2 separate regions of the Homo sapiens genome follow, and region 2 is linked to region 1. Evidence: read pairs that join two places in POLR2A ChIA-PET (ENCODE). Cell type or tissue: B cell. All regions are shown on one strand. Each heading gives the region's core, and the rest is flanking DNA. Links, peaks and the distances in the headings are about the cores only.

Region 1 (2,914 bases), core at 275-2,774:
CGTTGGCCAGGCTGGTCTCGAACTCCTGACCTCAGGTGATCTGCCCACCTTGGCCTCCCAAAGTGCTGGGATTACAGGCGTGAGCCACCGCGCCCAGCCTTATTCCTAATTTCAAAATTCCTAGTTGCTCCCTTTCTTCCCTCTGCGGTTCATGAGCACCAGCACGTTGGTCATTGCTTCCACTTGCTCAATCCCTTCATGCAGTTTTAACCTCACTTGTCTCTGGCCTATCTTGTTTCTCACTTAGCCACATTAATCCCTTCTCTCCCTTTCCTCTGGGACTCCTGACAGTAAACACCATTCGGTCATTAAGCTTTCCTCAAAATCCTCCCTCTGCCCTCCCATCTTGTGACACAGGATTGTAACTTCATATAATAAAACAAGGCTGGGCACGGTGGCTCATGCCTGTAATCCCAGCACTTTGGGAGGCCGAGGTGGGCGGATCACGAGGTCAGGAGATCGAGACCATCCTGGCTAACGCGGTGAAACGCCGTCTCTACTAAAAATACAAAAAATTAGCCGGGTGTGGTGGCGGGCGCCTGTAGTCCCAGCTACTCGGGAGGCTGAGGCAGGAGAATGGCCTGAACCCGGGAGGCGGAGCTTGCAGCGAGCCGAGATTGTCCCACTGCACTCCAGCCTGGGTGACAGAGCGAGACTCCATCTCAAAAAATAAATAAATAAATAAACAAGTTTGTTGGCTACATGTGATTTCAATCTAGGAAGACAGACTTCGTAGAGCCTGCATTTGGGTGTGCACTCTTACAAATTCCGAGGAGGGAGAGGCTCAGCATTCCCCAGATAGATCAGACCAAAAGCATCTTTGGGCTGGGCAGGGTGGTTCACACCAGCATTTTGGGAGGCCGAGGTGGCAGGATCACCTGAGGCCTAGAGTTTGAGACCAGCCTGGAAAACAAAGCGAGACTCCATCTCTAAAAAGAAAAAAACATCTTCAGAGCCTGGGTCCATTGACCCACACCTGCAATCCCAGCACTTTGGGAGGCCAAGGCAGCAGATCACTTGAGCTCAGGAGTTCAAGAGAAGCCTGGGCAACATGGTGAAACCCTATCTCTACAGAAAATATAAAAAATAGCCGGATGTGGTAGTGGATGCCTGTAGTCCCAGCTACTCAGGAGGCTTAGGTGGTCGAATTGCTTGAGCCAGGGAGTCTGAGACTGCAGTGAGCCGAGATCATGCCACTGCACTCCAGTCTGAGTGACAGAACTGGACCCTGTCTCAAAAAAAAAAAAAAAAAAAGAAAAAAAGAAAAGAAACATCTTCAGGAAAGTGCTGCCTTAATTGAGATTTGATTTTCTACTAAAGATGAAACATTTTCTCTGATGCCCTCAAGCAGAAAGGGCTTCTTCTCCAGTCTTGTCTGGCTCAGAGCCAAGAGTTCGGCGGGCACTAACTTGACTTTCAAGAACTTCGCCAACTTTGCTCAACCACACCCACCCTTCCTCTGCCCTCACTGTCATCATCTACTAACCTCGAAGACACTTCCTTTAATCTTGGTGCCTGATGTAATCGTTTTTCTCTCTACTTGTTCACAAACAACCATTCTGGGGAATTTCAATATTTGTTCTCATTATTCAGCTAACAAGAATAACAGTACTAGGAATAATGACAACTAATATATCATTTTTGAATGTCTACTGTGCACCAATAAGTATCTTCAGCACTTGACATGCATTATCTCATTTAATTTCCACAACTACTGTATGTAAGAGATAGCATTATTTCCAATTTGCTGATGAGGAAAATACATTATTTAACAAGTCCAGGAATATACAGGATATTCAGCGGCAGAGCCAGGATTCCGAACAATATTTAACTGGCCAAAATGCCTTTCCCTACATTATATTTTTAGACTCTTTCACTATACATCTCTAGCTCCATTCCTCCATAAATCTACTGACATGGTTATTTATTGGATCTTACAATTATCCTAAATTCCTCCTCCTGTAGGTGTTTAAACTCTCCAGTTCCCTCTTTTTTTTTTTTTTTTTTTTTTGAGATGGAGTCTCACTCTGTCGCCCAGGCTGGAGTGCAGTGGCGTGATCTCAGCTCACTGCAATCTCTGCCTCCCAGGTTCAAGCGATTCTCCTGCCTCAGCCTCCCCAGTAGCTGGGACTATAGGCGTCGGTCACCATCCCTGTCTAATTTTGGTATTTTTGGTAAAGACAGGGTTTCACCATGTTGGCCAGGCTGGTCTTGAACTCCTGGCCTCAAGTGATCCGCACATCATGGCCCCCCAACGTGCTGGGATTACAGGCGTGAGCCACTGCGCCTGGCCTGCAGTTCCCTCCTGACTAGGGCTTTCTGTGCCCTGATGTCCTCGCTTCCCATCCCTGTCATGCTCTCCTCCCTCTCATGACCTTCAATCATTTCTCTTATCCACTGCCTCACCATCATGGTCTGCTGAAGCTGCATGTCTGCCTTCATCTACTTGAGAGTCCTGCAGTGTGTTTAATGTGGGGCAGACCCAACATGCTGTGCATAATTTGCAGATAGGTTAGAGCAAAGATAACACTGGCTTAATTTGCTTGCAAGATGATAAGACACATTTACAAATGAGAGGTCATCTTTGAGTGCAACCTTGTCCCCTCAATGATCCAATGCCATCAAGCAACATGCAGGGGCCACCTTCAAATGTCTGCTGTCATCCCTTGTTCTTTGGTCATCCATTCTTTTGGCGCTACAGTATTTTCTGTAAAATCACAAGCTGATGGGATGTTAGAACTAAAAAGGGCCGTAAAATGTGCGTAGCCCAATCTCTTAATTTTACAGATAAAGAATTGAGACCTAGAAGAGCCCATAGGCTGATACTATCTACATCAGTTGCTGAAAGGTTAGACAGAGGTAGCAGAATTTGCTGACGCCCTTTCAAAAAGGGATTTATTTCACAAATATATCT
Region 2 (2,914 bases), core at 226-2,725, 62 kb before region 1:
TGGAGGGTTCTGCTCCCTGTGACGTTGGCTGAGTCTTTCCTTGGCTGCATTCAGCTGGTGGTTGAGCTGAGCCAGAAAGTCCGAGAAAGCTTCTTGTTTGGTGTCAGTGCATCTCTATTGGCCTCTTTCTCTCTCCACATAGCTTGGGCATCCTCACAGTAACATGTTCTTAAGATAGACTTAGATGGCTGCCGGCTTCTAACAGGGAGTGCTTCAAGAGAGCCTGTGGAAGCTGACGATCTCATAAGGCCGAGTCCTGGGTGTCATATAGTGTGACTTCTGCTGCATTTTATTAATCAAAAACAAAACAAAACAAAACGTCATTGGGCCAGCCCAGATTCAAGGGGAAGGAAAATAAACTTCACCTCTCAATATGAAGAGTGGCAAAGAGAAACTGTGTCAAAGTTTCTTTCTTTTCTTTTCTTTTCTTTTTTTTTTTCTTGGAGACAGAATCGTGCTGTGTCGCTCAGGCTGGAGTCCAGTGGCTGGATCATAGCTCACTGCAGCCTCAACCTCCTTGGCTCAAGTCATGGTCCCACCTCAGCCTCTCGAGTAGCTAGGACAACAGGCACCCAGCACTACTACACCTGGCTAAAACTTTCTATTTCACTAAAATATAAAATAATTTTTCAAACTGTATCCAACTGTACTGAATTTATCTATGATCTTTTTTTTAAATCTGAACATTTACAGGAGAAGAACATTAAGGACTCCTAATACGAGATCAGACAAACAGTGTTGGCCTCTTAACTAAATTGTTTCCGAGCATGGTAACATCGGGCAAGGCATTTAATATTCTAAGCCTTAACTATCTTTTTTTTTCTTTTTTCTTTTTGAGACAGAGTCTTGCTCTGTCACCCAGGCTGGAGTGCAGTGGCGCCATCTTGGCTCACTGCAAGCTCCGCCTCCCAGGTTCACGCCATTCTCCTGCCTCAGCCTCCTGAGTAGCTGGGATTACAGGCGCCTGCCACCACGCCCCGCTAATTTTCGGTATTTTTAGTAGAGATGGGTGTCACCGTGTTAGCCAGGATGGACTCGATCTCCTGACCTCGTGATCCGCCCACCTCAGCCTCCCAAAGTGCTGGGATTATAGGCGTGAGCCACTGTGCCTGGCCTCTAAGCCTTAACTTTCTAAGGCTTATCTGTAAAATGGATTTAATAATAATACCTCAGGCTGGGCACGGTGGCTCATGCCTGTAATCCTGACACTTTGGGAGGCTGAAGTGGGTGGATCACTTGAGGTTAGAATTTCGAGATCAGCCTGGTCAACATGGTGAAACCCTTTCTCGACTAAAAACATAAAAATTAGCCAGGCATGATAGCGCACACCTGTAGTCTCAGCTAGTGGGGAGGCTGAGGCAGGAGAATTGCTTGAACCCGGGAGGTGGAGGTTGCAGTGAGCCAAGATCACCCCACTACACTCCAGCCTGGGCGACAGAGTGAGACTCTGTCTCAAAATAATAAAATAATAATAATAATAACAATAATACCTCAAAGAACTGTTATGAGGATTAAATGACCTAACGCATGTAAAGTATTTAGCCCCAATGCCTGGTACGCACTAAGCACTCAAAATATGTTAGATATTATCAAGACAGACCTCAAAATTATGACCTACCTCTATAGCTTACTTTTCTGAACGTTTTGTTGTGGTGTAAGTTGTGATTTTACTGATGAGTCGGTCTGAAGACAAGCTGCTATGAAACCTCTGTGCTCTGGGATTTTATTGATTAAAGGTCATTTCTCAAAAGACCTGCACATCATCAACAGGTTGATTCTCTCATTTAGTTATTTAGTTGTTTCTATAGGCTTAGGAAGTAGTGAACATAATTAATTTATCTTCTATAGATAGTTGTCCCTGGAGCACTGCAATGGTCTAACTTCAGTGTTAAAAAGGTATTTCATTTGCGCAGGATCTCATTAAATCAAATGACACCAAATTACTCTGCTTTTTTAGTTACATATGCACAAGGCACTGAGGGACAAAAAGATATGGAAATACTTATGTCCAATGTATAATTAGTTATTGATGAGTTTTGACCTAATTTAATCAATTTAATGTGAAATTTTGTTTTCTAATCTGTCTTACATAAAGACTTAAAGTCCATTTGAAATTCAAAATCATAATCCATGTAACTCATCAACACTCTGAATGATCTTTAGAATCTCTTTATTATTCCCCATTCACTAAAATATTTCTCATTAAGGCCTCAAAAACTTGGAGGGCATTCCATCCTTCTGTTTTCTTTACTATCAAGCTCTTTTGTTTCGTATTTCTTTTGCCTTCTTGACACTTATCCATCCATATCTTAACTTTCCCTTTCAGTTTACCAGAGCAGTGGTGGCTCATGCCAATAATCCCAGTGCTTTGGGAGGTAAAGATGGGAGGATTGCTTGAGCCCAGGAGTTCAAGACCAGCCTGGGCAACACAGCAAGACCCTCAGGTCTCCAGGAAATAATAATAAAAAAAATAGCCAGGCTGGTGGCACATGCCTGTATTCCCAGTTACTCGGGAGGCTGAGGTGGGAAGATCGCTTGAGCCCAGAAGGTTGAGGTTGCAGTGAGCCATGATCACACCACTACACTCCAGCCTGGACAACAGAGTAAGACCCTGTCTCAAAAAGAAAAGAGAAGAGAAGGGAAGAGAAGAGAAGAGAAGAGAAGAGAAGAGAAGAGAAGAGAAGAGAAGAGAAGAAAAGAGAAAAGAGAAGAGAAGAAAAGGTGGTCCTTCCTGTGGACCGCTCCTCCTTGGAATACTCAGTTGTGGCTTCTGTGGCCCAGCACTCCAGCCTCTCCTCCTACTTGTGGGTGATTTCTTAGTTTCCTTTCAGGCCTTCCTGCTCTGTCTTACCAATAATGTGGGGATGGCTCAAACTCAGTCCTTGGCTCACCAGCCTCTGAACATCTTTTTGCC

What was found. ChIA-PET counts read pairs that join two places held together with the same protein. Peaks named below come from ENCODE experiments on the same cell type or tissue, not always from the same donor. Only the 100,000 strongest peaks of a DNase experiment are listed, where the experiment ranks them.
Region 2: POLR2A ChIA-PET joins it to region 1 with 11 read pairs; 10 of 35 experiments call an interaction of 5 or more read pairs at or near these places.

The regions. Positions count from the first base shown.
Region 1 is chr6:134,239,389-134,242,302 of GRCh38, reverse strand. All of the region lies in intron 2 of SGK1 (serum/glucocorticoid regulated kinase 1), which reads left to right. Among named protein-coding and RNA genes, the nearest start is that of SGK1, 77 kb to the left of the region's middle. RefSeq lists enhancers at 1,302-1,351, 1,392-1,451. In B cell, for the core only: no CTCF peak of the experiment used is centred there; a DNase peak (open chromatin) is centred at 1,412; H3K27ac peaks cover 1,352 bases.
Region 2 is chr6:134,301,313-134,304,226 of GRCh38, reverse strand. All of the region lies in intron 1 of SGK1 (serum/glucocorticoid regulated kinase 1), which reads left to right. Among named protein-coding and RNA genes, the nearest start is that of SGK1, 15 kb to the left of the region's middle. In B cell, for the core only: no CTCF peak of the experiment used is centred there; no DNase peak of the experiment used is centred there.